2 separate regions of the Homo sapiens genome follow, and region 2 is linked to region 1. A link is an interaction called in ENCODE POLR2A ChIA-PET data of the cell type or tissue named here. Cell type or tissue: PC-9. All regions are shown on one strand. Region 1 has its middle 31 kb from the start of CISD1. Region 2 holds the start of LOC124902578 (small nucleolar RNA U13).

Region 1 (2,500 bases):
TGAACAATGAAAACACATGGACACAGGAAGGGGAACATCACACTCTGGGGACTGTTGTGGGGTTGGGGGAGGGGGGAGGGATAGCATTAGGAGATATACCTAATGCTAAATGACGAGTTAATGGGTGCAGCATGCCAGCATGGCACATGTATACATATGTAACTAACCTGCACATTGTGCACATGTACCCTAAAACTTAAAGTGTAATAATAATAAAATTTAAAAAATAAAAATAAATAAATAAAATAAAAATTAGCCGGGCGTGGCAGCGGGCGCCTGTAGTCCCAGCTACTCAGGAGGCTGAGGCAGGAGAATGGCGTGAACCCGGGAGGTGGAGCTTGCAGTGAGCCGAGATCGCGCCACTGCATTCCAGCCTGGGCGACAAAGCGAGACTCCGTCTCAAAAAAAAAAAAAACATGGATAAGAAAACTATCTCACAGAGTTGTCATGAAGGTGGAATGCACAGGAAGCACTTTCCACTGTGCACAACACCTGGTAAGTGTGTTCCATTATTCATTACTGTCCATTTTGGTTCAGCAGTTTAACAGCATGTCAGAATGAGTAGGAATCATAACTACTGCATAGTCATGAGTGTTTCCATTCAAAGAAGCCATTTTCTTTATTAGAAACTATAGCTTAGTGGTAACTATAGTCAACCAACTACAGTTGTTCTGGGGACTAAGGTTGCTTTCTTTGTTATACCCTTTGATTAATAATGTTAAAAGACCCAGAAGAAGAAACTGGAGAAGGACAGAAGCAATAAACACATCACACAAAGGTGAGGAGGTTGGAAATCTGAACTGAGAGAAGTAGCTCAAACATTTCTACTTTTTTCTAGTTCCTCTTTTGTCCTTTAGCCTCCTTTATTAATATCTGCTCCATAGGGGGAAAGCCTAGTGAGAAATCCAAGTTTTAGGGACCTCTATGCACTTGTTACCATGTCCACCAGGGGGAGGCCTGACAACACATTTCTGTGGTAAGGTAATAGGTGGGAGTGGGTCAAAGTCTCTTTTTTGTAGAAGTTTCTCATTAACACTTCATCAAGATTAGAAAAACAGTGATACTGTTGACGAATGCACGTGTGCCACTTGATTTCAAAGAAGCAAGTTGATTTCAACCGTCTAATTTTTTATTGGTGTGCTAAGAAAGGGGCGAATATAAACCCTAAGGGCAGAATCAAAAACCAGACTGTAAGCTGATCAAAGTAAGGGGATCTTAGACTGTTCTTTTATCAGTAGGACAGAAAAATGCACACTGGCAGAGAGCTCTAAGAAATTCCACATGTAATATCAAATAAAATTTCTAATCTCACATTGCCTTCAAATACATCTTAAATTATAGGAAATGTTTAATACACTTCTGGGGTGAAGCACATTTCTCTACCCTTACTCTTTTAAGTTTATGGGTTTTTTTTTTCCTGCTGGGTAAGAAGGATTCCATATATTCATAATTCCGCACTCGGATGAAATGAAGAGTCAACTTTCTATGGTATATCTCTGTGTATTTATATATTTGTAGTATTTATGATGTCTTACAAATACCAACTGCAAGCTAAAAAGTCACTTTACAGATAGAAATCAAGGTATAAAGTATGCAATTAGAAAAGAAGTAAACATGCCTTTGGGGATTATTATTTATTTATTTATTTTTGAGACCGAGTCTCGCTTGGTCGCCCAGGCTGGAGTGCAGTAGTGCGATTTCAGCTCACTGCAAACTCTGCCTCCCAGGTTCAAGTGATTCTCGTGCCTCAGCCTCCTGCGTAGCTGGGATTACAGGTGTGCCCAGCTAATTTTTGTATTTTTAGTAGAGACGGGGTTTCACCATGATGGCCAGGCTGGTCTCGAACTCCTGACCTCAAGTGATCCACTGCCTCAGCCTCCCAAAGTACCGGGATTACAGGCATGAGCCACCGTGCCCAGCCTGATTATAATTTATATTGGAAGTTATTGTATAAGCAGAAAATTCAGAGAGATCCAGAAAAGAGGTGGGAGCTCTTTGGGTTTTAATAGTTGGAAAACACTGCATGGAAAAAATCCAGCATGACCTGGATCTTTATAATAGTATACATAAGGAAGAGACCTGTAAGGAAACACCTGTCATACTTGTCTGTTCAATGGCACTAACACAAATAAACAAATAGGCTCACTCTCAATGTTTGAATACAGCCCAAACAATAGAAGCAGAGCTCAGTGTGACATGGAATTCCATGACAACCTTCCTTCTAAGCAAATTCCATTCAATTTTCATCCCCACTTAATCACTTGCACCATCAGTTTAAACTAGATTTTATAAGAACCTGCCTGCTAATGAATACTATTATTTCTGCATAGGGTTTTATAGAGATTTTAAAATGCTTCTCATATATCATCTCAGTTGATCTTCACAGCAAATCTGTAAAGTTGGTAGGGTTTATTGGTCCTTATTTTATAGATGGCCTGAAAAGTTAGGTGCCTTGCAAAGGTCATGCCATTAACAAAGAAGGTATATAATGTTGACGTGA
Region 2 (2,500 bases), 62 kb before region 1:
TCCTGGACACATTTATGAAGCTAAATGAAACATATCAAAAGCAGATAAAGATAATATGTGAAGAAAATAAGAGTTTAATTTCATTTGTGCACACAGCTGGAAAAGATCTTAAGCACTCCCAAGCAAAATCTCACAATGCATAGTATTAAAAAATTAAAAAGACTTAAGTAGGTTTTATTTCAGAAATGAAAGGTGATGATACAGAAATCTATTTCTGTATTTTACCATATTAACAGATTAAAGAAGGAAATTCATATGATCATTTCAACAGATACCAAAAAGGCAGCTGGAAACTATTCAATATTCACTCATGCATTAAATTGTTTCTGAAAACTAGAAGGGCCAGGTGTCGTGGCTCAAGCCCGTAATCACAGAACTTTGGGAGGCAGAGGCAGGAGGATCGCTTGAGCCCAGGAGTTCAAGACCAGCCTGGACAACTGGTGAAACCCTCTCTCTACAAAAAAAAAAACTGTTTTAAAATTAGCCAGGCTTGCTGGCCTGTGCCTGTAGTTCCAGCTACTGTGGGGAGGTTGGGTTGGGGTGGGGAGATGCTGAGGTAAGAGGATCACTTGAGCTTAAGTGTTTAAGACCAGCCTGGACAACAAAGTGAGACCCCATCTCTACAAAAAATGCAAAAATTAGCCGGGCTGCGTGGCACACGCCTGTAGTTTCAGCCACTTAGGAGGCACAGGCTGAGGTGGGAGAATAGCTTGAGCCTGGGAGGCAGAGGTTGCAATGAATCAACATCATGCCACTGCACTTCAGCCTGGGCAACAGAGCCAGACCCTATCTCAAAAAAGAAAAAATCAAACTAGAAAAGATGCTATGTATCGTCCCTTTCCCATTCCACCCTTCTCCACCCAAGAGGCTGACTTGAATCAACTGCATCAATGAGATCCCTTGCCCTCTTGCCCTTACAAGACACAAACAAGAGACTGGAGGGTATGAGAAGAGTTGAGATCAGTTATTTACTTTTCTAGCTCCCTCCTTAACAGGTCATGTCTTCTCATAAAAATTACCTTCCCTAGGCTCCAGGAACCATTCTCTCCACTTCAGGCCCAGGGATGGTATAACATTATAACATCTCTTGCAGGTTGCCATAAGCTCTAACCTTACCTTTGTAAATAGTCCCTTTATGAAACCAACAGAGCATACCATTTGTTTCTTGACAAAATGTTGCCTCACACAGAGGGTAATTTTAATTTCCTTAACCTGAGAAGAAGTATCTACCATAAACACAGAAGAAGAATCTAAGAACTGAAATAGAATAGAAAATACTAGACTGCATCACATACAGTAAAGATACGCACTGCTTTCCATGAAGCTTTTGTTTCCGTTACATACACACAGTGACTATGCTGTCAAATATGTGTCTTACTGTGAGTCACCACCAGAAAACTCTGAAAAACACTTTGAAGACAACAAAACAAATCTTACCTCACTTACCATATTATAGAATTCCAGCTCTCTTGGGCCCCTTGGAGGTGGTTGTAACTGTTTCAAAACTGTGCCATCTGGATGTTGCAGTATACCTATGGAACAAAAATCAGAAATTGTTTAATGCTTTAATAATAGTAAACCTTGCTTCATTAAATAGATTAGTTCCTGAAGTGACAGGTAAACTACTTCCATTAAACTTAAGGGTTTACTTTTACTTATTTCAGAAATTTTAACATTCAACCAACATGTTTCAGTACTTATTACAGCAAAGCACCAGAACACAAATTCCAAATGTCTTCATTTTAGTGTCTCCAACCACTACCTCTTTTGGCACCCTCGGGCTTTATAATACATAAAACATATGTGTCAATTTATATAGAAAGTCCTCAGTAATAGGCTTTCTGTAAGATGTTAACTTATAGTTATAAGAAGCAAGTTAAAAGCAATAGCACGAATTGACCCCACTTTTAAAACCAGAAAAGAACATATGTGTTAACAGTGGCCATATATGAATTTCCTACTTGGTAATTTTTTATAAGTCTCTCTTGTCTAAAAGCAACTAAAATATTTGCTGATTCAAATGCACTGTATACAACTGTATAGATAGTACCAGGGCATCTAGCCAATGGGTAAAGTTAGGGCTGAAATCAGGCAACAAGCCTAGAGCAGGAAAGGGCACCTTTTTATAATCTGTCCATTCAAAGAGGGAGACTTTTTATGAAGTCATCATATATATACCAACACTGGTCCTACCCCTATGCCATGAAGACTCATTCCAAATTTATACGTCAAAATCTTAAATTTTGATGTGTTGGGATTTTATAAAATCATGCTAGCTAGAATATGGCTCAAATAAACATATTTAGAATTTCAATTAAATATGCCACTTGAGTTTCCTTTTCTTTTTGGCAAGTGTTAGGAATTTTTTTCTTTCTATCAGATAGGTAATGTGCTAACACTGTAACAAGACTGGAGTGAGGCATATCTCACACATGAGCATGAAAATTCAATCATTGTGCTTATGAACTACAAAAGGATCTAGAATTTTTAATAATGGCAA

Evidence for each region. ChIA-PET counts read pairs that join two places held together with the same protein. Peaks named below come from ENCODE experiments on the same cell type or tissue, not always from the same donor. Only the 100,000 strongest peaks of a DNase experiment are listed, where the experiment ranks them.
Region 2: POLR2A ChIA-PET joins it to region 1 with 6 read pairs; 3 of 35 experiments call an interaction of 5 or more read pairs at or near these places.

Annotation. Positions count from the first base shown.
Region 1 is chr10:58,298,749-58,301,248 of GRCh38, forward strand. No RefSeq gene overlaps it. Among named protein-coding and RNA genes, the nearest start is that of CISD1, 31 kb to the left of the region's middle. In PC-9, CTCF peaks have their summits at 969 (motif pointing right) and 1,175; a DNase peak (open chromatin) is centred at 963.
Region 2 is chr10:58,236,283-58,238,782 of GRCh38, forward strand. IPMK (inositol polyphosphate multikinase) reads right to left here. Exons shown (of 6, transcript NM_152230.5): 2 at 1,447-1,532. LOC124902578 (small nucleolar RNA U13) reads right to left here and starts at 2,478; the gene lies at 2,375-2,478. In PC-9, no CTCF peak of the experiment used is centred here; a DNase peak (open chromatin) is centred at 1,349.